2 separate regions of the Mus musculus genome follow, and region 2 is linked to region 1. A link is a loop called in an ENCODE intact Hi-C map of the cell type or tissue named here. Cell type or tissue: left cerebral cortex. All regions are shown on one strand. Links, peaks and the distances in the headings refer to the core of each region. The heading gives the core; the rest is flanking DNA.

The links. A loop is a pair of places that touch in the nucleus more often than their neighbours do. Peaks named below come from ENCODE experiments on the same cell type or tissue, not always from the same donor. Only the 100,000 strongest peaks of a DNase experiment are listed, where the experiment ranks them.
Region 2: a loop joins it to region 1, with 2.9 times the contacts of the local background. A loop is called at or near these places in 11 of 42 quality-filtered maps.

The regions. Positions count from the first base shown.
Region 1 is chr5:151,224,417-151,240,020 of GRCm38, forward strand. It overlaps Gm52834 (a long non-coding RNA gene), which reads left to right and starts at 7,205. Exons shown (of 3, transcript XR_003956031.1): 1 at 7,205-7,347; 2 at 8,451-8,552; 3 at 8,972-12,679. It also overlaps a transcript of Stard13 not described here. In left cerebral cortex, for the core only: no CTCF peak of the experiment used is centred there; DNase peaks (open chromatin) are centred at 7,175, 7,698, 8,588, 9,082 and 1 more place; H3K4me3 peaks cover 1,314 bases; H3K27ac peaks cover 1,045 bases.
Region 2 is chr5:151,134,320-151,149,923 of GRCm38, forward strand. All of the region lies in intron 1 of Stard13 (StAR-related lipid transfer (START) domain containing 13), which reads right to left. Among named protein-coding and RNA genes, the nearest start is that of Stard13, 48 kb to the right of the region's middle. In left cerebral cortex, for the core only: a CTCF peak has its summit at 8,113; DNase peaks (open chromatin) are centred at 6,255, 8,115, 8,464 and 9,032; H3K27ac peaks cover 1,933 bases.

The sequences.
Region 1 (15,604 bases), core at 2,400-10,399:
AACACTCATCCCTAATGCTGGTACTAAGCTGGGGCAGCTGGCATGCCCCTAGGAACAGTGTGAGGCCCAGAGACAGATAGAACCATGAAAGTCATCATTAGATCCAAGCATGAATCCAGGAGACATTTCAACAGTGGCCCTATGGTTTAAATTGTAAATAACAACAGCACGGCTATGACCATCTAATTTACTACAGACTTATTGGAACATCAGGCTTGTTAGAGATGTTCTATGAAGTAGCCATTTCATGCTTCCCTTGTGCTCAGAACTAGATCCACAAAAGCCACTGTCATTAGCGTCTCTTCATGGGGCGTGCCCACCTGAGGGCCAGCGTCCTACTGTCGGGAAGGCCAGCTTCCTGGTAATGTCTACAGTAAGCTGGTTAGATCTTCTTCTGGCTTACTTACTTACTTATTCAGAGTCACTTAAATATGTTCTTAGATGATACAGGCTGAGAAAAAAACATAATGTTCTTATTTTTAAAAATGTGTTTATTTTTATTTTCTATGGGTATGAGTGTTTTGCCTGCTTGTGTGTACATTATGTGTACATACAGATATCTGGAAATGCCAGAAGAGGGCATCAGATACCCTGGGACCGGAGTTTTAGACAGTTGTGAGCCACCACACAGGTGCTGGGAACGTAGGTCTTCCCCCTCTACAAGAGCAGCCAGTGCTCTAACCACTGAGCAATCTCTTCAGCCCACGCTCTTATTTTCTTCATTGGCCAGAAATAATTATGTTTTGTTTAGATTAGCAAACAAGCAGTTCTAAGTATAGCTGCTGTTAGTAAAGGAAGACTTTACCTATGCAACAGGTGAGATTTGACTCTATCAATACTCTTTCCAGGGGCAGATGGGCACTAAGACAAGATCATATGTTGGCGAAGAGATCCAGAAAAATCCCTGAAGATGAACGAGAGGTTTTTATTACTGCAGCTAATTTCCTTTTCTTGGTAAAAACCACAGGTGAATGCCACACAGGAAATAGCTTTAATGACTTAAATAGAAGTAATTTAATGAATTAATCTGTATGGGCATTGTAAAAAACAATAAGTAAATATTTAATCAAGGACCAGCTTAATTAAGAAGGTTCAACACATACATCAGGGAGTCTAGCATGACAAGGGTTGTGCTTTGTCCCAATTGCCTGACATACTTTAAGCCGCATACTTTAAAAACAGAAATTAAAATATTTGCTTCAATGTATGTAATCAATGAACTATAGTCATTATAACCCGGTGACAATCAAAGACGATGTTAGTGCCTCATTTCATTATGACAGTGTTATACTCAGCAAACACTAAAATGGAACCTTTTGAAGGTGAATTTACAAAGCAGAGCCCGATACTGTAAGAGCCTGGTTTCCTCTGCGCGTGTAATCATTTATCATGTAAGACCTTGTGCAAAATTAAAATGGCACTTGAATTATTTTTATGAGTTTCAAAATGTTAATGCCAGAACACTGGACTAAGCAGTGGGGACTGTGCTGCTGGGTGGGGAAAAGAGGGCGGGATTACAGACTTCTGCACTGGAAACTAAGGCTGATGGGGCTTAGCCTCAGATGGCCCCTGAGGCTAAGCAGCCCGGTATAACTGCAGTGCAGAGCCTGTGGGTACAGGCATGTGGGGAGCAGAGAATAATTTTCAGGAGTGGGCTCTCTCCTTCCACTGTGCGGCTTCTGGAGTTGGAACACGGGTCCTCAGACTTGGCAGCAGGTGCCCTGGCCTATGAGCCCTGCCACCGGCCTATTGTATAGATTTTATAGGTGCTTCCAGGCCCGGGGCTCTAGCATCTTCTCTCCACGTTTCTTCTCTGATTCTGGCAGATGTCGTTCCAGTTCTAGGAGGTACCCACTGTGAGACTCTGCTGCGCTGTGCTAAGAGTCTGAAACTGCCCCCGGGTGGGGGGGGGAGTGGGGGGGACCGGGAGTGCTGAGTGGTCCTCTGCCCCTTTCTCTTCTCTCATCCCTTAGACCATCCCCCAGACTCCACAAAGCAGAGGGATTGAAAACAACTGATGATGTAATTAGCCCTTCAGCCCAGTTACACAGCTTCACTGAAAAGCTAAAAGGGATATCGGAGATTATCTAGTTCAACATCTCTCTCATTTTAACCCCATTTTCATCCAATTCCAGGTAAGCCAAGGGCATGTGAATAACTGTTGGCTGTATTATCCCAAAACTGATGGTAAGTATTACAAACAAATCAAAATTGATCATGTCTCCAAAAGACAAAATCTTTTGCATAATCAATGAACATATTAAAATGCCAATGGATCCGACTCCGACGCTGCTATCCACATATTCAGCATTTGACTGAAGCTCTGTCAGAATAAGGAAAGTCCAAGGTCCTATCACTTGGAAGCTCCTAACGAGACCCACATACACAGGAACCAGCAGATTACTTCAGAATTGAAAGGACTAGTGGCTTATGGTTAGTGCTAAAGGAATCTTTTTAACACCGAGATCTTATGTCTCTGGCACTTTATACCTCAGATACACCTTTGCTTAAACTAACATGTAGTGTTATTGGAGGGCAGAAGTGGGACTACTTTTTTTTTTTTTTTGGTAGGTAACTCAGTTCTCATGACAACACAGAAGTGCGTACTATGCTTAGCCACTCTTTTGAAGCTAAGGAAACTTAAGAACACTGAGGTGAATTTTGACCCCAAATCTACAGCTTATTAGCAAGCAGAATTAAGATTCAAACTCAGACACACGACAGCTTCCAAGATGAGGTATTTTCTATGCTTTGTTTTGTTTATTTGTGCTTTGGGGTGGGGGAAAGGTTGCAAAGGCAGAGGTTGGGAGGGCTAAGGGCAGATAAGAGGGGACAGGGAGATGAGTGGGATTGGGGTGTATGATGTAAACTCAATAAAAACTTTTAAAAAAAGATTCAAACACGAGTCATCTTAGTGCCAACAGTTGCAAGAAGAAAATGGTGCTGTGCCAGCATCTACCCAGACTCTTCATCTTAGGACCGTTGTTAGCGACTGTGCTTGTTTCTTATGGATTCTTCTAGATCAGTGGTTCTCACTCTCTCTATTGCTGTGACCCTTTAAGTCTTCATGTATGGAACCCCAACTCTAAAATCGTTTTTGTTGCTGCTTCATAACTAGTTTTGCTACTGAATCTTAATGAAAATATCTGTGTTTTCTGGCAGTTTTAGGCCATTCAATCCTCCAAGTGCATGTTGGATGGCTTTCTGGAGGAATTTCAGACTACTAGCTGTTGCTTCTGCCATCCTTTTCCACCACCATTCCTCTTGCCATTCATACCTACTGTGTGCCTTAGCTGCCATTCATGCCTACTGTGTGCCTTAGCAGCACCGTTGATGGTGACAACTTATTTGGTCTTACCCTTTTTGTAAAGTCCATGTTAGATGTAAGTCCAAGCTTTCCCTGGCTGCAAGCCCAACCTAAGCCTATGGCCACTTGATCCTGGCCATGTGTCTGACATCATTTCCTGTCATGAACTCGCTTTTGCAATTTTTTTTAAAAAAATGTTATTATTCAGCCACTGCTGACTTCTTTGTTTGTTTGTGCTAGCTCTATAATAGGGTAAACTCACCTCCCTTAAACAGAACGTTGCTTCTGTGCTTACAACAGAGTTGGACTATCTTTTTTGCCTCAATGCAATTTCAGTCATTTTTTTTTCAGATTTTGAAATATATTTACATAGACACAATAAAGAAATCTTAGGGGTGGAAATCAAATCTTAACATAAAATTCACTCGTGTTGTATATATGTTATACATGTCATCTGAATAAAATTTAATTCATTATGTTTAATAACTTCATGCTGGATGAAAGTCTACAGACTTTTCACAGCTGAAAGAGCTCCAGAATCTTTGAAACTGTGGGATGCTGAGGGAGCTGTGAACAAGCCACAAGAAGAGGGTGGCTTGTTCTACCTGTGGCCTCCTGTTGATATGTTTTGTTTGTTTGCTTGCTTTAAATTCGGAGTTTGGAGCATTTCAGATTTTGAGGTTTTGGGCTAGGTCTGCTCGTTTTGAATAAGTACTATATTGAGCTCCACATTTCATGAGTTAATTATTATTCATGAGTTATATCAAGGGAACTTGATATAAATCAGTGGTCCTCAGCGCCAGCTGTACACCATCCCACATCTGAAATAGAGGGTCAAGGAGGGGCTTGGTACTGATGCTCTGGAAGGCAGTGGTGATCCTGAGAGCAGTGAAGGTGAAGAGCTCCAATCTAGGTGATAAGCCCTGTTTAGATGATTGTCACTGTTACTATTAAGCACATTTCCGTGTTTTCCAGGCAGTGGCATCAAAGACAAAACCCTGTAAGAGCAGCAATGACTATTGTTGGCCTCAGAAGCGGCCTACAGCCTCCGAATCCAATGATGACGTCATCCTAGGCAACAAGGAACCACGTGTCTGTTGCCATGGCAACCGCTATACCTTCCCAGCGTTCACTTCTCCTGCCCCTGCTGACCCACCTGTGCGCTGCTGTGCACATCGTAGCCCAAATAAAAGGCTGAGCCCCGATCCTCCCTCCCCCTTTCCTTCCTTCCTTCCTTCCTTCCTTCCTTCCTTCCTTCCTTCCTTCCTTCCTTCCTTCCTCTCTCTCTCTTCTCTTCTCTTCTCTTCTCTTCTCTTCTCTTCTCTTCTCTTCTCTTCTCTTCTCTTCTCTTCTCTTCTCTTCTCTTCTCTTCTCCTCTCCTCTCCTCTTCTCTTTCTTCTTCTTCTTCTTCTTCTTCTTCTTCTTCTTCTTCTTCTTCTTCTTCTTCTTCTTCTTCTTCTTCTTCTTCTTCTTCTTCTTCTTCTTCTTCTTCTTTCCTCCTCCTCTCCTCCTTCTTCTGTCTTCGTCTTCCCCTTCCTCTTGTTCCCCTCCCCTTTCCCCTCCCTCCTCTTCTTCCTCCTCCTCCTCCTATTCTTCTTCTTCTTCACCCCCCTTCATCCTTTACTCTTCCCCACTTCTCTCCCAATAAACTTCTCCCTGGAGCTGTGCTGGCCTGGTGTGATCTGTCCAGATATGAGCACCATTCCAACACAACAACAACTATTCCTTACCAAAGTGATGGAACGCAAAGATAGCAGAACATGAAAAGGATCTGCTGGAGCCACCCGGTCCTTGTGACGTCACTGCATACAGATTTTAATAAGGAACATTGAATGGACCACTCTTTATTCTCCATCCCGCTTTGCACTGAAGTCCCAATCTGTTTACATCGCATGATAGAACACTGCTCTTGACTTTGAGAATCGAGGAACCTGTCTTAACAAGAACCCATGGAAACTTGGTGGAAAACTTGTTTCTAACATAGCTGAAACTTTTCAGTGTTTTAACTTAGTATATTTTTTGGTAGCAGTTTTAATTTCCTGTGTCTCAGAGAAATGATTTAACACAAGACTATTTTTTTAAAAGAGAGATCAAAGACTTAGTATCAATAAACGTACAAGCTACTTAAACATTGTTATGCCAGTATAAGGGAGTCAAACACACCAGGGACTTCCAGTCTGAAGGGGAAGGAAACTGTATATTGTTTCCCAATCATTAACATTTGAAAAGAAGCTGCAAGTAAGTGCTAAGGAGTGCCAGAAGGTGATGGGTGTGCTGGGCCTAAAGAGCTTAATGATTTGGGCACAGAAAGCTCACATCCGCTGATTGCAGAACCGAGGCCACCAAAGGCCCTGTCACTTACCTACGTGGGAAACATGGTAGTTCATTTAGAGTTTACGACCTCCCTTGTTCTGGTGATGGGTGGGGTGAACACCTACAGGCCCCAACAAGCAAGATGCATGACTACTGATTTGTTTCAAACCTTTATAAGCTAATATACTAACCACTACAGCAGAATGGTTTGAGGACAAGCTTGGCTAGGTGCACAGGGTTATCCTTGCTAGTCCAGGAGAGAAACAGCAGATTTTCACGCTCTTTTTGTTAAGGTTTTAGGTCCAGCTGTAGTAACAGAATGTCTCTGTCAGTCTCCATGTTTTCTAATCCTAAGGTATGGGCATAGGTTTCCTCTAACATTTAATGGCCTGAATTTGAATCCTGCTTTGGATAAACCAGATTCATCTTTTGGGAAATAAACAGTTATTACCACTGACATAATGATTCCGGAGGTGACAGATGAGAAAGACTCTTGCTGGCTCCATGGGAATTGGAACCCTGGTGGAGAGGAAGTGTGCATTGGTAAATGTGCCTGTCTACTGAAAGCCCCTTCAGCTGTTCCAGTCCGCAGAACTGGCAGGCCCCAGATGGACACCTGCTGCCTCTTCTTGGACAAGAACTTGCTAGTGGCATCGCTCTGGGCCATTTATTACTTGCTTTTCTTATAGTCACTGCGACCTATGTTCAGAAATGTGTTTTTCACATTATGTATGATCACATGGTACAGAATACCATAGGCTTTGCTATGCTTATACTGGGATAGTTCTCAAACTCAGAACAAATGGCTGAGGTTCCTATTAACATACCAAAGCTGATGCTGGCACCAGCTTCTCCCAGCATCCTTGAGTCCCTACCTGACCTATAAAACCCAGACATTTTGGGTGTGTGGTTCTTTCTTCTCTTGGTCTCTTGGTATCTTAGCTTCTGGCTCTCCCCTGTCCCTTCTCTCTCCACATGGCCCTGATCAGTTGGCAGGTCATGTTCGCTCTGGACTCTTTGAGATGCCTCTGCCTGTGTTCTTCCTTAATATTTATAATAAAAACTGCAACCTTGTGGAAGCAATCATGTCCTCCTTTAATTACTTGTTCTCATTCAGCTGCACTTCCTCTTGCCTCTCTGTTGAACTGACTAGACAACCTTTCATGAAAAATGTGGAGTTAGAACATGGGCTTCCAATACCTTCAGGGCACTCTAGCTAGGCTCTCAGCACTGGTCCTCTAGGTTAAAGGAGAAAAGTCTAGCAAGCTAAAGAGAAGCCGGCACAAAACTTTTATTTTATATAAAAGAAAATAAAGGAAACAAAATCCCAAACAAACAAGACTGGGGTACCTCCCTCCCTGAGCACATGCTCTTGGGGACACGGTCCTCTGGAGAGCTATTCTGATACTGTGAACTGTGAACTGAGTCTTATAAAGATGACTTTCACCAACGGAGAGCACTTTCCCCTGGAATTGATGCCAACATTAATAACTTAAGTATTTCAGTGTCTCGTGGCCAAAGTTCCATATTTTAGCTACTTTAGCAAGAAAACCCAAGAAAATCAATTTGCATCTAAAAGCTCCTTCATGGGGTTGGCTTGGTTTTGTGGCAAGCAGCCCGGCAGCTTAGAGAAACAGAAGTTGAAGTCCACTCTACAGAGAATTGTTTGGTCCTAGTTGAATAACCTTCTGGCATTTGCTGTTAGCAGAATGGTAAGAAGATTATGGGTAAGCAGATATTAATATTCTGATTAAACATTTTAAAACCTCATACCACCATTTAAAAAAAATAGTTGTGCCGCTCTGAGCGAACTCTTACACTTAACATTCTGAAGCTACGTTTAGCCTTAATATCTAACTTCATATGCTTGGTCTTAAAAAATCTCTACCTATACCTGCCTCCACTGCTCAAACCGCAATGTCTAAGATGCCCGTGAAGTATTTACAAACCTCTTTCACTTCCAAGCTCTCTTTTTGGAGAAGTTGTAGTCCTCTTTGGTCTCAACTATGAAAACCTAGCACAGTCTTGGCAACCCTCCTGGAGAGCCTTCTGGTTTCCGAGGAACCACTGACTTAAACGCCACAGGATTAAACAACAGACACTGTCAACAGGTCCTTTGCAATAAGATTTCTTAAGTTATGAAGCAGCAAGCTCACTTGTGCACAGAAGCTTCCTTCCATCCTACAGATTATAACGGGAAAACAAGACACACGCTTGCAGGGGCCTGATGGGATGGGTTGTGTTCTTAACCATTACCCACTGGCGTCTACCATGTGCCTACAAGTCTTTAAGGAACAACAGTCAAAATTACTGGGTTGACCTCAATTTATTTCTGAGTCCAGTGGAGGCAGGTATAGGTAGAGTTTGTTTTTCTTGGGTGTTTACTAAATGGAGCCATTGTGCTGGAGAGGAAATATGGGTAAACATTTAATGCTTACTACACTAAGTTGAGTGTCAGAATCATTTGCAATGCCTACTTCTGAGTTAGTTTGATAAGGGTGTTCTGTTCAAAGGAACCTGGGCTGCCGAATCTCACTCAGAATGCTTCAAGCCACGGATGTGTGTGTGTGTGTGTGTGTGTGTGTGTGTGTGTGTGTGTGTGTGTGTGAGAGAGAGAGAGAGAGAGAGAGAGAGAGAGAGAGAGAGAGAGAGAGAGAGAGAATGTGGTGGCCTGACTCTGAAGGTAGAACACCACCTGGTGTAGAGAGCGGCGGGGGACGGGGAGGGGGGGGGGGAGGGGCAGACTTGTTCTGCGGGTTAAATAGGCGAAAGGAGGAGCTCAAAGGTCAAGCCTCTTTCACCTGTGTCATCCTTTCCTTCCTTCTGCCAGGCTTTATACCTTCCCTTCTATAATTCTCTTCCACTCCAACGGAAGACAAACTCAGAAGACAAGACACGATCATCTCAGAAACCCTTCCAGTCACACCTCTCGGTAATTCTTGAAGCATCTTCTGGCAGCTCCCACCAGGCAAAGGAGGCCTCTGCCTCTGAGCCTGCCGGTGGACTCAGAGGATTTTGTCTTACTGAACAGGTGTAATGCAGTGACTTCAGGGGTGGGGAGCCCAGACCACTCACTGTGCTTGTGGCCGCATCAGGAGATAGAGGATGGTCCCCGCAGAGCTGGCACACACCTGTGGCCACAGCTCATAAGCTGGGTGTGGGTTAAAGAAGCAAGCGTTCTTAAGAACCCTTAGGAATAATCAGTTTCTCTTCCTCTGACCCTGGGGCAATGAATTCCTAAGTCTTTCTCAGGCATTTCCTATATGGACACTTCGGATCCTGAGGGCATCGGGGTGGTGTGTGGTCGTTTGCTTTCAAAAACTGTTCACCTGTTTCCCTCCAAACTTCTAGTCTCTACCACTACGGTAAGCTCTTGCCCAGTCGCGCCACCCTTGCCAGCCCTCAGCCACGTGGAAATGCCAATCTGGGGCACAGTCACAGCTACCTTTGCGCCCGCCCGAGTGGAGGACTCTGGTCCGCGCACAGGCCAGCTGTCAGGCACTGTGCCCGATCTGACTGGTCAGAACCTGCACCCAGGGCCCCGGGACACCGACCTGCCAGCCGCCGCTCGCGGACGTTCCTCCACAGCAGATCCCAGGCTCTGGCGCTGGAGTCCCGCAGCTGCTCGCTTAGCGATCTCCGGAGAGGCGCGTACACCGCTCTTCGTGGGCTGCTCATCTCAGACGAGTCCTCATGGCGCGGGGCAGCCTGGTCACCGCCACTCAAACCGCCTCCGACGTTTGGACGCTCGGCCACGCGGGACCCGGTGCGCCCGCCAGGCGCCCTGAGAGGCGGCCTCTGGGTTCCGCCAGCCCCTCTCCCCTCTCCTGCTGCGTCCTCCCTCTTTCCTTCCCTCCCTCCCCGGCTCCTCCCTGCACCCTAGCCCAGGCTGACAGCCGGCTCCAGGTCTTTCCCTCTCATCCCAAAGTTAGGGACTGTGCCATAGCCTTCCGTTTCCTGGTTTTCCGCATCGCTTACCAACCCTACTCTGACACAAGAGCTTTGATACAGCAGCAGTTAGTGCCCAAGACTCTCAGAGTTCAGAATTTAAATCATTTGCACTCGAGCCAAGCTGACCTTCCGGGGGGTGGGGGTTGGGGGCGTTCTACACAGTGTCTTTGAGTTATGCAGTCCCTTCCTGGTTCCAACAACATGATATAATTTTCAGAGTACAATCTACATTGACTATGGTGTGGACTGGGGAGCCCATATATCTGTATGCTGACAAAGAAGTGGGAATTCCAAGGAGGAAAAATGGAAACTAGAAGAGCCTTCCATACACTAACCAAAAGTAGAGAGTATACTCAGAATCAGACATTAATACTGAAGCGAGAGCGAAGGAACTGTGTAGTTTTAAACAACTACACCAGGGTCTTTAAGAAAATGATCACTTCTTTGCTTCTCCACGGGGTGAGGAATGACCAAGTTTCCTGGGCTTCAAACTTTTTATTTAGGAAGGCAAAGACAAGCCAGGCTGGCTCACACCTGTAATCCTGCTGAGGCAGGAGAATTTCCTGGAGTATGTGAGGCCAGCCTGGGCTATAAAATGAAATGCTGTCTTAAAACAAGATAATCATAGATAGATAGATAGATAGATAGATAGATAGATAGATAGATAGATAGATAGATAGATAGATAGATAATAAACAAACAAATACAAGATAGAGAAAAAATAAAATACTTTTAAAACTCAAAGGCAAGGACCAGACTACCTCCTCAGCCCCATCCTCTGGGACTTGTCTTGCAGTTTATAAGGCGTTTTTTGTAAAGTGTTTTTAAGGGTTTCAGAGAAATTATAACACAATTTGATGTAATTCAATGACATAGTCAGTGCTGTCACATAAAATTTGGTATAATTTCAAAAGAGAATTTTTGATTCTACTTGTTTTGAGAGAGGTCTTATTCCTCATACTGGCCTCTCAAAATCCAAGCAGTCTTGCCTAAAACTCCCAGTAGCAGGGTTACAGTATGCTCTACCACACCTGGCCAGAAAACTCTTGCAATGGTTAGTCTCTCCCTTTTCTTCTTAAATGTCTCTCCACTTGTCTGACAAATTGTTTATTTCCTCTCTAGATGTCCCATGTGAAGTTTAAAAAACTCAGGGAAACTATTCCATCCTTTGGTTTTATAAATCACTATTGACTTAGAGTTGAAATTAAAGCTACCCACATAGCCTCTGCTGACCTCTGCTGACGTCATCCTCCATCAGTCTATACTGTCCTAGAGATGCAGGAGAGGGACCATTCATTGCAAAGATGCTCTTTATCACCACACTGTGTTGTCATAGACATGTAAAGTGTGTACAGATGAAGCACATCTCAGTTAGAGATGAGCTAGAAAGCATCGCTGAGCATTTTTGCATGGTCTTGGTAAACCTTTGAAGTTATCTGTTATGATGCAGTAAGGCATGGCTTAGAAGAGGACTTGAACTTATGGCAGCCAGTTACAGACTAATCCAGATGGCCTTCTAGACCCCAGCCAAACACTTTTCTGATGATATCCTGTGCTTTGTATGTTTATAGGAGTGGCTAACTGTGCATCTTACAGGTACATCTATAAGGTGTAACAACAAAGTGAGTAATGATTACAGTCCTAGAGAAGCTGTGTGTTTGGCTTTCAAAAGATCCCAGTTGAGCTGAAGGCAGTAGACTACCTCTCTCCCTTCCTCCCTCCTTATCCCTCCCCATCTCCTACCCCCGGACACAAGCACACACATACACACACACACTAGAACACTGCTACAAACAGCCAAGACAGCCAAGCAACTTCAGTGATCAATGAGCTTCAGGAAGCCTGGACCCCAACCACCTTCTTCTTCTTCTTCTTCTTTTTTTTTTTTTTTCATCCAAATAAGCATTTTTGTGCTAAGATACTCTGCCTTGGGAGTTCTTAAACTCTGAACTTGAACATAGGTTCTGGCCCTGCAGATTTGGTTAGTTCTGGCTGTTGGATGATTGTGAACTGGGCTCTGTCACAGAGAAGCCAGGTGATCTGCTCAGAACAGGTGCTACCCAAGCATCTTGGGGCACACAGCATGCACAGTCCTGCAGGGGCCAGCTGATATTAGAAGTCCCAGAGCTCAGAGCCACACATTGTTACCCTGGTCCATGCTCAACCTCCACCAGATCTGTTTCCAAGCCCTCTGCTCTCATGTGGACCTCCATCTGTAGCAAGCTGGTGAAAATAAAACATCCCCTGCTTCAGATAACAAATCCCCACCTTGCCTGCCATCATTCTGACTTTCTGCTCCCTCATCACATCAGAAGACAGGGTGCTGTTCCTGCCGGGGATCCATTCCCTGGCCTGTGCTTGCTCTGTGCTCTGGCCTGTCTTGTGTCTTGGGAAATCCGTGGGTGTTGTTATTTCTTGTAAGTCTGCCTCTCTGTAGGTTTGACCCCCAACTGCCATCCTTCTTTAACTGACGCCAAAATCCAAGAAAAGCACCCACAGAAAAGCTCAGTTCCTTACTCCCTTTATCTTGGAACATAGGCCTCTCTAATCAGTACTACCCTCTTGCCCCTCACTAAATCGCTAAGTACCCTGTTCATGTCACCTCTAATTATCATCTTGGTCAGTCCATTGTTGTCCTTTCTGGAGCATGTGGGGCTACTGGATGCTGACCAGCCCATTCCTCCTGGCACGATCTCATCACGCTCCAACAGGCTCGTGTAGACCCTATCCTCTTACATAAGGCTCCACATGGCTAGTCTCAAGGTTCAAGTTGGTGCAGAAAGGGAATATATGGATTCAAGATGTGGCCAGAGGCTGAGACCCCGTTGACTCATGTTTCTGCCCCTGGACATTAACTCTCTCGAGGATGGGGCTATGGATGAAATGACATAAGCCACTTGTCACATGGAAAGCATTCACTCAGTGCTGCCAACCATACTATATTATTACATCACTGTCCTGGCCAAAATCTTTCCTGAGTCCCTCTAACTCAACTATCCCGATGCTCAATAGAAGTAATTCCATTAGCTTCTCTCATGGCAGCAGGTTAATTTTTTTTCTCTTCTCTTCTCTTCTCTTCTCTTCTCTTCTCTTCTCTTCTCTTCTCTTCTCTTCTCTTCTCTTCTCTTCTCTTCTCCTCTTCTTTTCTCTTCTCCTCTTCTCTTTTACCATTCAGGTTATACCAAGGGATAGGGCTGCTTGGGGGGAGACAGACCAGCCAGGGAGGGGCAATAATGAGCGAGCAGCACCTCTCTTTCTCTCCAATGTCGAGGAGGAAACTCTGAAAGTCTGCAGGTTGCTTTTTTCCTCATCCCCTCTCCATCCCTTGTTCACTGCTCTGAGCCATGCAGGAGGAAACTGCAGATGTGCAGAACGGCAGCCCAGAGGCACCTGAGTGAGCACAGACTCATGAGCCAAGGCAGTGGGTGGCTGATGCCCCCTGGCCATTTTGTTTGTTATCAGGCTCCTGGAAGGATGTGGCAGTGAGGCTGCCATGTTTTCTCATTCACTGGAGCAACTTCCTACTCAGAACAGCCTTTGATAGTCATATTTAGTTAACACGTATAAAGCACATGGCTGGCTGTGCTTTGGGAGTGTTGTGTGGTCTATTTTCCTAACAGATATATCTAATTGTGCCCTCTGGAGATGATCATTTATCTGTATCCTTGTGCTAACCAACTAAAGCTGCCAGTGTCTGAGAGAGAGAATTGTAGCAAGCACGCTGAGCCCTCTGAAAGTCTTTCCCGGCTAGTCTTTCCCTGACTCTCCTTCCGTTTAGTAAACTGGTTTAGTTTAGGTTTGTCTTTTTCTCCTTAAAACTTCAGCATAATGAGAGTCACATTTGGTGGTGATTGTTCTCTCTCCACCTCATGTTTTTAGGAGTAACCCTAATGGGATGTCTTTATAGTGTTGCTTTCCGTGTTGCTTTTCTGTTTCTGAGACAATGTCTCATGTCATCCAGAGTGACCTCAAACTTACTATGTATCCAAAGCTCACTTTGAACTTCTGAGTCTCCTGCCTCTGCCACCCATGTACCTAGATTACACATATGCAGTAGCACACCTGGCTGATGCAGTGCTGGGGGGTTGAACCCAGGACCTTGTGCATAAGGGGCAAACACTCTACCAATTGAGCTATACCTCTAGCCCCCTTTCTATATTTTTCTTGTGTGCTTTTGGGAATGAGCATTACCAAATGAGAGAGACCGAGTCCCTGTCTCATGGGTTACTGAAGATTCCAGTCTTTGCAATCATCTTGACAACCCCGTGACATTCTTCACTCTGTCTTCCTCATATAGGTTGAGTAAATTTAACTTAGCACACAGCTTGCTTTATTATGTTGATATAAGGAAACTGACCCCTTGATATTTATCTAGTCTGCTATGACAGCCCCAGTACATAGCAGTTTCAGATTTCAGTACTTTGGGAGATACTCAGATAGGGCAATGAACATCAGTGGTGTTAGGCTGTGAAAGCCAGCCTACCCTTGGAGTACAGGATTGGAGGGAACTTTCACAGACTGACCTGCTTTGCGATCATAACAAATTACTTCTCTTTTCATTTACCCAACCTCAGCACCTGTAAAATGATGGTGATTGTGACTTTCTTTCAAATGCCTACTTTTAATGATGTTTCTTAGTGCTTTAACCTTGCTTGTAACCCACCACCCACCAGAAGTAGAGGAAAAGTAAGGAGTTGGGTGTGTGTGTGTGGGGGGGGGGGCTGTTTCTATTTAGAAATAGTTCTTTGGAGTAACTCCCCTCTGTATTGTCAGGAAATCAGCAGTTGAGTTCACAGGTCAGCAGCAGCAGTTTGATCCACTCATAAACAAACACTTCGTGGATGCACCAGCAGTCCAGTCTGGTAGGGTCGGGATAGCAAACAGGAATCAGCGGTGGTGGCACTGCCTAGCAGAGAGAGCCAGGCCTCAGCCTCGGCATGAGTCAGCAGGAGGGGCCTGGGAGAAGCGCCAGGAGAAGCGAAGATCAGCAAAGATGTGAGACTCACAAGTATTGCACAGCGAGCACTATAGGCACCCCTAGCTCACCCTCCATCTCTGTCCATCAAGTCCTATTATTTATACCCTCGAAACATCACATGTCCTCCACGGGTCTTGCTTCACCACATGTGTCTGTCTCAGCTGACATCACTCTGCCAGTCAGCCTGAGTCTGTAGAAGTGGCAAGAAACTGCAGCACACTCCCAGAAGTTTTTTGGTTCATTTCTCTCTATAGAGTCCCAACAAATGCTGCTAAACTGCACAACGTAAGGCAGACCAATACATGTGTGTTGTTAGTGAAGAATCCTTCATCACCTGTCCTTTCATGTGTATGCTTTAGCAGAACATCCTTTCTCCTGTGTCTGCTTCAGCAAAATGTTCCTTCACGGTTTTTTTTGTTTGTTTTTTTGTTTTTTTGTTTTTGCCCCAGCAAAACACCATCCAAAGAACCCTTAAGTTTTCACTTCAGATGATAATGTTGTTCCCTTCATGAAGTTTTTGACAAGGATGAAATGCAGTAACATATGCAAATTCCGATAGTGACTCTTAAATAATTAACATTTACTGACTGTTAGCTTCTATCACTATAATCATCATCACCACCACCACCACCACCATCATCATTTTATGTAAGCCATCATTTATGTATACCACAAAATGTATTTCAATTTATGATGTCTTAAAAAATATATGATTCTCAACTTTTTAGGAGACCTTGGTTCAGCTGGGTCTGAATAACATTCTGCTAACTAAGGTTCAAACTTCAACCCCAAGTGACAGGTAGGGAAGTTAAGACCACATAACCTCCCTAATCTAGGTTCCCTATGCATCACACGTAGAGAAGAACATTCTCTTCTCCTCACAATGACAAAAGATAAATTATAAGGGAAAGTGTTTTATAGATTTCAAGTGCCACCCAGGGGAAAGGTGCTGTAGACCAGCTGTCAGGGTGGCATTCTGCATTGGAAGCATCTGAATGCTTACAAATACTCAGTGCAGGTCTCTGTCCTCACACGGCGGCATAGCATCCCTTCCA
Region 2 (15,604 bases), core at 4,636-12,635, 88 kb before region 1:
CTACACAGTGTAAGCTGGCTTAGAGTACCCAGAAAGAAAGGGGGCGACATGTTGAAAATAATCTTGTCAGCAAAATATCAACTGCTTTGGGTAGTGGTACAGTGTCTTAGGTTTCTGTTGCTGAGATAAAAGGCTATGACCAAAAGCAATCCGGGGAGGAGAGTGTCTATTTCACCTTATAGCTTGTAAGTCCATTACTGAGGGAAGCCAGGGCAAGAACCTAGAGGCAGGAACTTGATCAGAGGCCATGGGAAAATGCGGCCCACTGGCTTGTTCCCCATGACTTGCTTAGAATATTTTCCCACACAACTCAGGACCTCTTGCCTTGGTGTCATTCTGTCCACAGTGGGCTAGGCCCTCCTACATCAGTCATCGATCATGAAAACACACCACAGACAAATCTAGTGGCAGCATTTTCTCAACTATTATTTCCTTCCCTCCAAACGACTCTAGCTTGAATCAACTAAACTAACTAGTATATATGGAAAGTCAGAAAATGAAACTCTGTGGTACACGAATGACTTCATGGGGTTGAAGAGATGGCTCAACAGTTAAAAGCACAGGCTGCTCTTCCAGAAGACCTTAGTTCAGTTCCTAGTACCCACACCGTGGTTCAAAACCATCTATAACTTCAGTTTCGGGGGGGGGGGGGTGTCCAACGCCCTCTTCTGGCCTCCTCAGACACTGCATGCATATAATATAGAAACATACATACATATATACATACAGGCAGCCAAACATTCACATACATGAAATTAATATAAAAAGTTTTTCCATTTCAAAAGACCCTAAAGTATATATAATGATTAAAAACAAACAAACAAACAAACACACAGAATCTGTCCATCAAGTCAGCTTTTCTCGTACACATCTAGTGCTTCGTGGAGCTGGCTTTTCGTTTCTTTTAGGTGCCTCGTAGTGGGGAGTGCACTTGGAGCTCTGGCATTCAGCCATGCAAAACAGGGAAAGTCCACGGCGAGGCAGAAAGTGTAAATTCCCTGCCTGGGCAAGCCAGTCTCATGTGTTTAAGGCAAAGACAGGATCAACCCCTCCTGGAACCTGCACCCTTCCCTTCATGTACAATCACCCCGGTTCTAACTCTGTCTACTCCTCTCCTCCCTTACTCTCTAGTGACCCAGGACTTGTAAGAATTGAATTTTATATCCCTTCAAGATTTTAATAGGGATATCCTTTATCTTGGGCAGAGAAAGACAAATTCTGCTATCACCTCAAGCACAGGGCCTGCTTTAGCTAACATGCCAATGAAGGTTCAGTTAAGAAAGAACAAAGCCTCTGGTCACATGGTTCAGGGTGCTCCCTGGGCAAGCTGGGCCCTTTCCATTGCTGGGAACACTGACTGACTTATTGCTTCACCACTAGAGAGCCTTTGACTTTTGACTTCTGGTTGAGGGTTAGGCTCAAGCACTGGGTTGTGTAAAGAAGTTTCTAGATTTTTTTTAAAAATCTACTTTTAAATTTAGAGAAGCCTGCAGATTCCGTAGAAGATTCTGAAAATCAAGCAAGCATCTCTCACAAACAAACAAACAAGCAAACAAAAAAAAAAAAAGCACATTCCTCATGTGGCAGTTTATATGTAGCTGCTTTCTAACAATAGCGCTCTCCGATTTGATTGAAACCAACTTGAAAATCAAAGCTGAAGGCATGTACATACAGCAGATCTAGGAATCCCAGGCTCCTGAAACTTGTGTTTCTTATTTAGCTGTGAAGCGTGGGTGGCCATGAGCGTTCCTGGCAGCTATAAGGCATTTGCTAATGTATTTGACTTTAGTGTTGTTAATCACACTTATCAACACAGGCAAGCTGTGCTGGCCACAAAAGATTAGCTTCTCTCCTGTAATGCCCTAGTAGTTCAAAGGCAGAACATCAGCGCTGAGTGACAGAAGCATCTGCGTGCTCCCACGACCCTCCAGTGACTTCAGAACATACCACAAGCTTTAGCTTTTTTCTTTTCCATAACTTTGCACACACTCTTTCCTTCTGCTATAATGGCTAAGGCCGCAGAGCTTGAAAGCTTAAAAAATGAGTTGTGTTTCTGAACACCTCAGAGAGTTTGAGTTCCAAGGTGGTCCCCACTGTCAGGAGCCAGAGATCCGCTCAGAGAAGTAGGAGCCTCCAGCAGGGTAGAGCCTTGTTTGCAGGGGAACAAGATCACTGTAAAGCCTTTTTTTTATGAAGCATTGGGTTTTTTGACTGTAGACTTTTCCCTTGAGACACACAGGCTATTGCTTCTTGCAAATCAGTACTGTTTATAATGACTTAAAAACACTTTGCCCAGCTCAGAGGAGAGCAGGCAGGGAATACAGTCACAGAGCGAGTGTTCTGGAGAAAGAGAAAAGACACTCAGCACGGCACCTGCAGATCTGGCCACCTGAGTCTTGCTTTCATGGAAGGACTCCTGGGTTCATGGCATGACCTGCTTGTCCCAGCCTGGCTTACCTTCACTAGACATGGTTTAGATCAGAATTCTCAAAGATCAGTATAGTAGAGGTTTTGTCTGTGCTGGTAGGATGCTTGGGAGATGATGGGACTCTTGAGAGGTGCAGCCTAGTTGGAGGATGTTACACAATTGTGGACACATCCTTGAGGGAGACTCCTTTTTCTCTTTTGGGCCTCCCATGTGTCATGAGGAGAGCAGTTTGCCCCAAAACCAATGTATCTGCACTTTGTAAGCCAGCAATGAAAGACATTGTTATACACGCTGGAATTAGAGCTGGAGAAATGGCTCAGCAGTTAAGAGCTACTCTTGCAAAGAACCTGAGTTCAGTTCCCAGTGCCCACATGGTAACTCAACCATCTGTAACTCTGATTCCATGGGATCTGACTCCCTCTTCTGGTCCCCCTGAGCACCACATGCACATTATGCACAGACATACACATGAATAAAATAAAAAATGAAATCTTTACAAGAACACGGAGGAGAGGGTTTCCTGTATTTTGCTGCAACTAATAAAAACTTTAAGTATTTCAAGACGGAAACCAGAGACCAGACCCTTCTGAGTCTCAGACCGTCAGCTCCACATGAGCACCTTGTTTATGTTCAGGGAGCACTAACAGATGCAGAACATTTCCAGGGCATCTTCTGCTGCCCTTTTCTGGTCCCACTTCTGTTCATTTCTATGGTGTTCCTGTTTTCCTTCGTCTTCATAGATCTGTATTACAGATAAAGAAGGGAGAAGGCAGCCATCTGTGCTGTCTCCATACATATAAATAGCAAGGCCCTAAAAATTCTCAGCCCATTGAAATTCTTAGCAACCAGCAAAATGTTCTGCACTCTTCTTTGGTAATGGATAATATCACAGGGAAAACGCCTTTGGTACTCTAAAAAACAAAACAAAACAAAAAACAAACAAACAAACAAACAAACAAACAAAGAAACCCCCCCCCACACAGCCCCTGTTCTATCTGCTATAATTTGTTCCTTGTTCCCAGGCCCAGTCTTCCTAAGACAGGATTAATTTCATGTTGGTCACTGGCCTGTGAAACACTGATAAATTAAATGATTGGTAAATATAATAACTTTCATAGGAAACAGGGGAAAGGAAACCATTTTCTTCTTGGGATTACTAGAGAATCTCATTTCTGAAAACAGGCTGTAGATTAATTAAGTTCAGATCTGATAGCTTATAAAAAAAAAAAAAAAAAAAAAAAAAAAACCCTTGGTGGAAGTCATCCAGCTCGTCCTTGATTACACAGCACTTACTGGCAGCATTGAGAGTCTGGAGCGAGATATTAAGTTATCTGAGGACAGAAGTTCAGAAAGTGCCTGGCAACATTGAGCTCTGACCCTGCCTTCTCGGCTGTGATGTTTCACATTGCTATCATACAGCAAAGGTGAAGACAGCCCAGACATTTCAGGAGCTCGTCTGTGGTACATGTCTTTCAAGCTTCCATCTAGAAAAGTTAACAGTGTAGTTCTCGGTCTCCTCACTTATGCTTACATCTGGCCTTCACAAGTATGGGCAATGTTCCTTGTGTATTCCCTACAAAGGGGGGTAGCGGTAATGCTTTCGTCATATAAGTTGGAGTGAACGAGTTCACACATCTAAGCACTTAGAGAGTGCCTGGGGATATCAGATAGTGATTAGATGTGCACCAGTAATTTTCTTAAAGTTAAACATTTTATAGATTTAAAGTTTGCTCAGTGATGTCTATAGAGACAGTTGAGCCAAAGTGTGCCCCCCCCATAGGCTTGGTTGACCCCACCATATTTCTCTGGGGAAATATGATTGTGTGATCCAAAGTCTATTTGAGTTCCTGGTAGGGAGAAACATTAATGGTTATATACGATAACATATATAGTCCTAAAGCGGAGGATGTTGGTTGACCAGTTGTCTGAATGTAACCTAGACACCATGGATGGAAACAAAGATGAATAATATTGTTTGCTCATGGGGTGGAGATAATGCTTTAGGTTTTCTAGGTTTTGCAGATGCCATCATATTTTTTCCCTCTGACTTAGATCTTGGAAACAGTTCTATCTTTTTATATTTTCTATTATGACAGGCCAAGTTATGGTTCAGTAACAAATTAGTCCCAAATCTTAGCAGCTAACACAATGAGAGCATACTTCTCCGTATGTTCACCAAAGACTGGCGGTAGAACATGGCCCATCTTAGTCCTTCATAGTGTCATCAAACTTGGGAGGGAGGAGGAGCATTGGGGTTTGCAAGCTGTGCCCCAAGACAGGTTCAGCCACCTGTTCTCAGTAAGCCAATTAAAAAAAGAAAGGAGGAGGAGGAGGAGGAGGAGAAAGAGAGAGAGACAGAGAGACAGAGAAAGACTTATTCAATGTAGCCATATTGGAAAGCATGACAAAGAAATTCAGAGAATTCCCCAAATCCATTCTAAAGTGAAATTACAGTTTAAATGGAGGCCAAGGATAAACACATCTAATCAAGGTGTGGTCCCATCCCCCATTGACCCATCCTTGTCTGGGCTCTAGTCTCATCTGTTTCAGGAAAGTAAGTTCCCTCTGGCAGGGGCCTTTTTCTTCTTCCATCAGGAGATTCCTGGGGAAATTCCCATTTGTTTTGGATTCCATTTTTTCAATAGACAGATAGAATGAGAGATGCAAGTATCTCTTTAGACTGTCTTCATTCCTTCCAGGCTGACTACAGTTGTGGAAACAGACTTCATCGTAGTAGCCTCGGTAACAATGAGAATGGAACACAGCAGTTATACACAAGCTCTTAGATCTCTGGATGAGAACTCACTCACTTCTATTTTTAACAGTCAGAGTCGCAGGGCCATCCCAAAACCAATCTTGCCACAGTCCAAGGAAAGTTGTAGTAGAGCCAGCTTGACTATAACTGCTCCTTCAGGAAATAATAGTACCACAGACTGTAATACAGTGTATATAAAATATAAAGAACCATCCTGTCTGTCCATTTCTTTTAAACCTGTCTTTCTGAGTTAAGTGTAAAGATGTAGTTTATTGGACTTTTGATTTTTTTGGGTAGACAGCTACTCAAGTTATTTGTTCTCCAAATTTCATTTGTTCAATACTTGGCCCCCAGAGTAGCAGTGTTGGGTGGTGAAAGGAGTGGGGGCTGAAGGGGTAGATTAATCCACCAATGAGCCAGTGGGTTAACTGGCTGTGAGACCCTTGCCAGAATTACACCATGCTGACTGCCCAGATCAGTCTTCCAGCCATCAGAGCTATGAGAAAAGACATTAAAGGGCTGGTGAGATGTCTGTGTGGTTAAGAGCACTGGCTGCTCTTACAGAGGACCTGGGTTCAGTTCCCAGCATCCATATGGTAGCTCACAACCATCTTTAATTCTAGTTCTAAGAGATCTGACACCTTCTTCTGGGCTCCCCAGATACTAGGCACACGCACGCGCGCGCCCGCCCACACACACACACACACACACACACACACACACACACACACACACGGTACACAGGCTTCCATGCAGGTAAACATACAGACACATACAATTGAAATAAATAAAAGAGAGGATGGCTTCTGATGCATATGGGATGCCAGCATTCCATTATTCAAACAACTTTATCAACAGCAGAGTTGCTTGACATCTTATTCTTGCCTGATGCTAAGGAAGAACACTTCATTTTAAGTTTCAGATAAGCTTTCAATCAATCACAACCACCATCAAACAGTTAACGTGAGCCTTTAATCTCATTTTAAGTTTGAAGTAGCCATGGAGGAAGGAGGCAAGCAGAGGAAGTGAGGATGCTGTAGGTGGACTTCCACCCTGAACATGAGATGTGTGGGCTACAGAGAAGGTACAGAGTTTAAGAGCACTGGCTGCTTTCCCTGAAGACTTGGGCATTTTCTTTCAAACGATGCTCTTCCAGAGGACCTGAGTTCAGTTTCCAGTGCCCACCGGACAACTGCTTTTAACTTCAGTTCCAAGAGACCCCATGCCCTCTTCTGGCCTCCAAGGATACCTGAGCGCATGCACAGACACACAGACACACAGACGTGAAAAAGATGAGATGCAACACCTTACCCTGACCGTTTACCAAGGATAAGCACCCCATGGGATAGCAGTCAACTTCAAAGAAACCTTCACTAAATGCCCGGGTACAGAGGACATTGCAAACATCATCACTTGTCAGAATATAGCCTAATGGGCCACATGAAGTCCAAGACCCATCCTCAGAAAGAAACAGGCTCTTTATAAACTAACTTTATCATACAGTGAATAGGCAGCAGTGGTGCAGAATCCACTACTCTGTGTGTGTGTTAGAATTGCCAGAGAGAGAGAGAGAGAGAGAGAGAGAGAGAGAGAGAGAAGGAAAAAAGAAAAAAAAAAGAAAGAAAAAAGAACATTTGATTTGGATGGGTAAGGATATGAAGGATTTTGCTGGGTGGGTTAAGTGGTGCAAGGGTGGAGTTACTCAAGCAAAGGAAACATAAAAGCGAGGCACAGAAGCATGAAGAGGCAAGGGAGCCCTCATGGAAAATCACTGTATGTGGGGTGGGGGGTGGGGGTGGGGAGTGGGATTCAGGCGTCGGGGAAGGGTGGGGTTCTCTCTGCATAATGATTCTTCACATATTTCTTGACAAGGACTTGTGATTTTTTTTTTTTTTTTTTTTTTTTTTTTGCTTAGTTCAGGTGAAGCATTCAGACTACGAATCTATTAAAATAGCAGGTATTTCAAAGACCTCACCAACCTTGGGCAAAATGAATTCACAATGCAGTTGACTTGAAATGATAAGGTGATGTTACAATTAAATTGCTTTGATGAAATAAGACTCTTTATTGTTCTGTATGGCTGCTCTAGCGAAAGTATTTGGTAAAGTTATAACTGCATGAGGAGAAGGTGAAGGCTCAGAGGGAAGAGGCATTTGTTTCCAGGACTGGAAACTGTTAGGTTTCAAACCCTAGACAAATGGCAGAGGGGCCTACTTAACATATCAAAGGAGAGGCTTCCAGGTTCTCCCAGATAAGGGGCCATCCTGGCTGGCTGGTGTGCTCCATCCCCTGCCCTGAATTCTCCAGCCCATTGGGCTGGGCTGCCCTTCCTCCAGCTTCCCTTCGCTATATAATCTAACCATTTTGGTTACCTAGTCTCTTTTTGTACCTTTGGGCCTCCTGGCTGCTGGTTCCCCTCTCTCTCCTCTCTCTCTTCCCTTCCCCCCTCTCCTCGAATGGCTCAGGGTTATGTCTACTTTGGACCCTCCCAGATGTTCCCACCTTCTTCCATGTCAACAATGAACCATCTCCTCCACCATGCCTCACTGGAATCAGGCACATTCCTTTCCCTTTTTATTCTTTCAGAACCCACATGAGATGAACAGGGAGGAGGAGAGTTCGGACTCCTGCAAGCTACCCTCTGCCCTTCACATGCTACACTCTGTGGCACGAAGGCCCCAAAACCCATAGGCACACAAATAAAAGCCAAAATAAATATAGAGCCGGCAGAAGTTGACCACTAGGTAGTGATCTGCCAAAGGCAAACACGAATTTGATTCCGGTCACTCTTCTTCCCTTTGCCTTTAACACAAATGCAATGACTTATCCTTAATTGAAATACCAACAAAGAATGTTATTTCTGCGATTGCCTAATTCCACACCAAGGTCCAATGCATTTGAATGTGAGATTTCAACAGTTCTGCTGCATGTCCACTAGAGGCCTGTGAAGAGCTTCCCCCCCAACCCCGAGTCTCATAACCAAACCGGCCTAAACAGAAACAAATGAGAAATCTTGAGTCAATACTGATAAGAGTCAGATCAAATTTACATGTCTCCTCATGGTCAAGGTCATACACAGGAATAAAACAAACAAGATTCAGTACTCTTTCCAAACTGCATAGTACTTAGTTATAAACATTACAAAACAAGGGAAGAAAAAAAAAAGGCAGTGTTAAAAGCTAAGTTTCGAAAGGTTCAGCCACAATTCCAGAAGGCTGGCAGGCTCTGGCAAACTTTGCCTAAGCAGACGCTGGAATAGAAATTGCTTGCCTAATGAGCTTCCCGGTCCTCCAGTGCATTTTGAATTCAAAAGACATACAAGAGACAGGGCCCTGGGCCTGCGGGAAAGTAAACAGAATAGCAATCTAAGACAGATGGTCTGGAAAGGGACTTCTTAAATAGCGACAACAGGGCAGTAAACAGAGGTCAGTGAGCTACAGCCCAGGAGTGCCAAGAAGACATGGACTGAATGGTCCCTGAGGTGAAGGACAATCAATTGCAGGAGGGGACTGAGTGACCTAGACGAGGTGCTTACCATGTCTGCCAGGCGAGCACAGCTTGCTGGGCTGTGCATATGGGGGAAATTACTAGAAGAAATGAGGTGTCCTGTGACAGTCTGCAGGCAGCCTTGCTACCAGCTCCCCAAATAGGGCCTTCTCAGTGCCTCCTCGGACAAACAAGACAAAAACATCCTAAGCACCCCGTGCACAGGAGTCTCTTTGCAGAAGTGGCCTGCTTTCCACTAGGCTCAGTTAATTAGCAGGAGAGTCGGACAGAGTGGAAAGAAAGAGCCTTTTGTTTGGAGAACCTGTGAAAATATCCCCTCAGAAGCCTGTAACTTTCCCTACAGATTACCCTGGCCCTGAGGACAAGCCCCGGTGCCAGAAGGCACTGCTGTCCCCTCCACACAGCCCACATTCAAAAGGCAGTTAGTTCTCTTTGTTGTCCCCAGGGAGTCAAGCCTTAATGGGTTTACAATGTGGCAGGCTCTTTTGGAGAGTGTCTGCTGCCAGAATCAGGGCAGAGAGAACCCCAGTGAGTGCCTCAGATGTTGAGGTGACCCTGCCTGCACTCTAAGGGAAGCAGCACTCACCCCAGGCCTTGAGAACCCCTGCAAGAGCACCCTGAGAGGTCATGGGATCTGAAAGTGAATCTGCCATTATTGCGAGCAGATGGCCGAAGACCTGGAGACTTCACTCTTCAGACAGGACTGTGAGCATCAGTGTCCCCAGATCAATCCCAGGTGAGAAGAGTCACTGCTGTTGTGACATCACCCTGTGTTTCCAGTTAATCTTGCTGTCAAAGAGTGACCCCTCTTTCTCAAACCTCTCAATGTAGGCAGAGAATAGCCTGGGCACGTTCTTCTCACCTTGACTGAAAGGAGACCTGGATGTGGCCCATCTAGGGAAGCTGCTTGAAAGACTCTATGGCAATCCCCACCAGCCTAAGCTCTGCCTCCAGAATCACTCTTTTCACCTTCTCTTATTTCAGAAAAATCTTCATTTTTAAACCAAGACACTCAGATAGTCCGTGCTTTTGGGAGTAGAGATTTCATAATCTTTTTAAAGCTATAGTCACGTTCTCCCACCCCTACTTTACAACATCCTTCTGGTCAAGGGTTGCTCCTTGATGCACAGTATTCCCTCTTGCTGAAATCTCAGCCTATTTCCTGTTACTCTCATGTTGATTCATCTGTATTCTCTCCTGTCAAGAATGGTTTATTTGTCCATTAGGATACCCAAGGTCAGCCTCTGCTCATCTGCTCCCAGACCGTACCCTTATGTACAGTTGTTGATGTGCCAGCTGCATACCGTGGCGCTTTGTCTCTGCTTATATTACAGCTGTGTGATGCTAGAATCTGGCAAAGAGTTCCAGAACCACAAAAGGAAAAGACAGGCAAACTCTCAGTGCTGCGGGCACTTAAGGAAGAGGAAAAAACACGAAAACAAACAAAAACAAAGAACCAAACCCCAAACCCCATGTATTTCCTACTGGGGAGACTGCAACACTGACTTAGAAAGATACGAGGAGGTTAAGCCATACCGAGGATGAGCTGCAGGGTTAAAGGAAAGACTTTCTTCCCAAGAAACCCCTTGAGTGGTCATCCTATCCCCAGAACCATCAAAGACAGGAACAATAATGGGAAGCCATTGGTAGCACACTACTCAAGAACAGGGGAGACAAGGCCCAGTGGTGCCACAGTACCAGTGGCTGAGAGGACATCACAGCCTAAGGAGTTCTACAGTCTCATAGGACACCCCCTGGCTGGCTTCACTGCCAGTGCCAATGTTTGGATATTGGAAGGCTGGCTGTTGTAAAGACCGGAGGAAGGAGGACAGACATGGGGAGAGTGCCTGCTGGCTTTAAATAACTCACCATAAGCAACTTCCACCATTCTCCCCTCATCCCATCCATCCATTCTGTCAGGCACTGTACTCTGTGTTGGACCACAGAAAGGAAAGTGATTCATTCCTTAGAACAGCCCTGACTGCATGACCACCTGGGACTCATGGCTTTTTCTGACTCCTAGCTCTGTGGAGTTTTTCTGTTTTGTTTTTGTTTTTTGTTTGTTTCTTGAGATTTCTGAATTTTTAGAAAAGATTTATTTATTTGTTTTATGTATACGAGTACACTGTAGCTGTACAGATGGTTGTGAGCCATTATGTGGTTGCTGAGAATTGAACTCAGGATCTCTGCTCATTCCAGTGCCTCTCGCTCCACCCCACTCCCTCAGGCCCAAAGATTTATTGTTATGTGTTAAGAATACTGTAGCTGTCTTCAGACACACCAGAAGAGGGCATCAGATCTTATTACAGATGGTTGTGAGCCATCACGTGGTTGTTGGGATTTGAACTGAGGGCCTTTGAAAGAGCATTAAGTAGTCTTAACTGAGGAGCCATCTCACCAGCCCCCGGAATTTCTGAATTTTATCTGAAACAATCCCCCAGCTCCGGGTTATCTCAGCATATCTCACTCCCCACCAGATGTCTTCCAAGAAAGGCCCTCACGGAGGATGAACATTTAACAGAAAAAAAAAAAAAAAGATTAACAACGATCATACTAAGTCATTATAATAAGATTATACGGCATCTGTGCTTGCTTCTGAATTTTCCCTTTGTTATTTTTGGACTGCAGTTAGCCAATTGAACCTAAGCAATTGAAACCAAGGAAAGGAGGCCTCTGCTCCATCACACAGATCACAGGCTAGTGTATTCAATCAACTATACATACTCCATGGCAGGCTGGATAGAAGCACTTGGTTAATAAAATTGATTGATTGATTGATTGATTGATTGCTCCTGCCACCATACACTAGAAACAACAATGTAGGTGGAACATTACTCAGTGCACAGGGTCGGGGCATTGCAAATAATCTGAGCTCATTCTCGGGTTTATATGTTTATATGCACCCGTGGCTTCCAAGTACAGGTACTCAGAGACAAAAAAGGGGCGAGCCTGGTTCATCTGAAGTGCTGTTTCAAGCAGCAGTTTCTGAACACCTGCTCCCTGCCATGAACACCACATGGTCACACTGCTCCTGTCATGTGCTGACTTTCCGGTCCCCATTGTCCTTCATGTGTTCTGAATTTATTCTTCTGAGAGAATGCTCTTGAGGACCCAGAAACTGGGGACCCTGGGAACTCAGCTATCCTTCAATGTCTACCAGCCTTCCTCCTGGTAGCCCAGCCTCATCAAAACTCCCCACACTGTCTTCTCTCTCCATGGGGATTTTCCAAAAGCTTTAGTAACTCACCAGCCTTCTCACATCCATGACTGGCTGGCCATGGATTTAACATTGGCAAAATAATTACTTGATATCTACCGACCTTATGTGAGTTTTGTTAAAATTAGCTATGAAGTTAGAATTTTTCAATTAGAAAAAAAAAATGAGAGCCAGGTTTCATAAAAACCATTTTCCTTAAAGATAGGTAAAATATTCTCTTTGCATAAACCAAGTTACCTAATAGGACATACCAGCTTCCTAGGTATAATGTGAGAGCAATAATTTGTCAGCCCATGGCTAGGCTCCATCAGGTCTGAAGAAGAGCATGTTTCATACCCACACTGACATGGGAGCCTTCTGTATGATAGCTTTTCACGGTGGTCATGTTCTCTGACCCTTCCTATCCACTTCCTCTACTACAGAAATGAACACACCATTTATTTCAAGACTGGTAAACTTGTATTTCTTGTTTGCTTGCTTTGGTTGAGACAGGGTCTTTCTGTGTAACTCCAGCTGCCCTGGAACTCATAGAAATCCATCTGCCTCTGCCTCCGGAGTGCTGGGATCAAAGGTGCGTGCTACCACACCTGGCTAACCTGTAAGAATTGATTTACATTTTTTTTTTTTTTTACTTTTACTTTTCTACAGTCTAAACATTTTAGCAATTGCTGCAAGAATCACAGGGAGGAAGAAAGCTGAGCAAACGTCTTCCTTAGGTCTCAAAGAGAATCTCAAAGCAGATCGATTTAAACAGAAATGGGGAAACTTGAAGGCTGAAGAGATGGCTCAGTGGTTAAGAACACTGGCTACTCTTCCAGAGGACCTGAGATCAATTCCCAGCACCCACATGGCAGCACACTACAGTTTTAGGGGACCCAACACCCTCACACAGACATACACGTAAGTAAAATACCAATATACGTGAAATTCAATACTTTTTTTTTAAATTTAAAATGATGACATTTAAACCCTCCATTCCCTAAATGGGCACCAGGGCACTTGGGGCACGGTGGAAAACCCACAGGGTGCCATGGGATATTTTAAACTTTGAGAGTTTTACAGTCACACCAGGATGCTGTCAGATACTGACAAACTGAATCCAAAGTAGTTTGCACTTCTGACTGGAGACCCTCTCCCTTGACAGTCCTTTTCCAGAGGCCATGCCTGGAGAAGGCAGATGCAACATGAAAATCAACATGCAATGGAGAATGAGACCGGCAGCAGCCAATCAGCAACAGAGCAGCCAATCAGCTTCCAGTTTCTGATGGGACCCCCCCCCCCAGCATCCTACCTGCGTTTAAACTCTAATGTAGGCAGATGTTTATTAGTAATTAATAAATCCTTCCCCATATCTATGTGCTATAACCTTGAGATTCATCCAGTCATGGATGGGAAACACTCAGGAAAACGATTTTGCCTGTTTGGAATATATGTACAGGCATTCTTCTTGTGCTTATTTTAGCATGATAGCTACTTACACAGCATTTATTCTACATTAAGTATTAAAGCCATCTAGAGACTAAAGTCTGTGAGCCAATGTGCATAGGGTTCTAGACAAATGTTACCCTATTTAATACCAGGAACCCGAGGTTTGAAAATCTGCAAGGAGGTTCTATGGCTAACTACATTGTTTTCTTCTGATTTAAGGGTGCTTTAAAGAAATCACTATGGTTTTAGGACATAAATACATAGTAAGTGACTTAACCCTATCTACTTCACAGATAATTGTTTTGGCCTGAGACTGGGGTCCCAAATGACGGCGGTACCCTGAAAAAGAAGTAACGGAAGCATCTCGGGCGCCAGGGACCAAGGCAGCTGCAAACTTCTTTGGTGAGGTCCAGACATCCGTGCTTAGCCTCATCCCAGACTCAGTGAATTGGAAGCTCCAGGGGTGACGTGTAGAGATCTGTGTTTTGACCAGGCTTAAGTGTGACTCTAACACGCACTCAAAATTCAGAAATTAGAAATATACAAGTGCACTTAGATTTACAGATGTCCATCTGGAAAACTGACACAAAGCTGGTCTCTCAGTTTGAGTGAATAGTGCAGAAATGACTCAAGTGGGTCAACTGACAACATCTTTGGACTCAGAGACATGAAATCCTCTATGCCATTCAAGTCAGAAGGCCAGATTTATGGCTGGCCGGGAAGGGGGGTCCAAACCTCCTAGAGGACCCTGATTTGCTCTCTCCTCTGACTTGTCAAGGAGCAGAACTAGCTGCATACCCCTTCTGAGCCTTCCGTGAAAACATCACAAAGGACTGAAGAATGTGGGATGTCTGAGTGCAGGAGAACCTGGCCTCAGCAGCACTTCTCAGCACATCTCAGCACTTGATCCCACTTGATCCTTTGTGTATTTGCGGAAGTTTTTATACTTTTGAGCACTAAAGCAGATGCATACAGCAATAATCTTCTCTGGGAGTGTCTCCGCCCTATTTCCTTAGCAATATGATGGCTGAAGCACTGAGCACCAGGAAGAAGGCACATCTTTGTGGACTCGGAAGAAGGGGGAGGTCTTTATTGGATGGTTCACAACCACTTGTAACTCCAGCCCTAGGGGTCTGCTTATGAAGTTACTACAGAAGCTATTTAAGACTGCAGATTTTCAGCCATAGGTGGTAGTGCATGTCTTTAATCCCAGCACTCAGAGCACAAAGGCAGGCAGATCTCTGAGTTCAAACCAGAACCTACAGAGTGAGTTTCTGGACAGTTAAGACTACACAGAGAAACCCTGTCTTGAAATCCAATCCAAACCAAACCAAACCAAACCAAACCAAACCAAACCAAACCAAACCAAACCAAACCAAACAAACAAATTACACAGTCAACTACTCTGTTACTGAAATAGATGTAAGTTATTTCTTGGCCTTTCGGAGTAAACAAAATGTTTAAAACAATGGAATGAAGGGTCAGAGAGATGGTTAAGAGCACTGGTCACTGTTCTAGAGGCCCTGAGTTTGATTTCCAGCTCTCCCATGTTGGTTCAGTACCGTCTGTAACTTCAAGTCCAGAGGATTCTTCTTCTGGCCTCTGTGGGATACTGTAAGTTACTGTGCATCTGTAGGACCCTCAACACCCTTTACTGCTGGGATAGGAGGAAAAGCTGGAGTCAATTGATTTATATGCTCACTTGTTGGTAAACTGGGTTCACTGTTGTAAAACATGATGCTGCACTTTACAAAGATGATCAGATAGGAAGAAAAAAATCGGTAGTGGGAAGACAGGCAGAACATAATCTTTGTCTGCATTTGAATCCTTATAAGAGTGCATGAAAAAGAGAGGGGAGGAAAAAGATCCTGCAAATGCCAAAGGCTGCAGATGGGTTTCTGGAGTCTCCAAGCTCTGGGAAGAGAGCAACTTTTAGCTGTAATTGAATCATGTGGGGCCATACTCCGTGGGTCCCCTAAGGTGATTATGCTGGGAATGGAGGCTTTCAGAATGTCATTTATCAAGAAAAACATGGCTGGATACCAGTAATGAACTAATGCCCTCGGGCACCTCATCCTTTACGGCAGCCTAATTGAAACGTACAAATTGTGGAAAGCTCCCTGCTTGTGAGGGGGGAGTGGGACTGCGGTGTAGGTGACTGATGCCCAAACGGTAGCTATTAAGATAAAGTTTCTTCTTCAACAGATAATATATCACCAATCTAATTTACGAGCAGCCACGGCAAGTGGATCTGTCATTCTGTCGCACC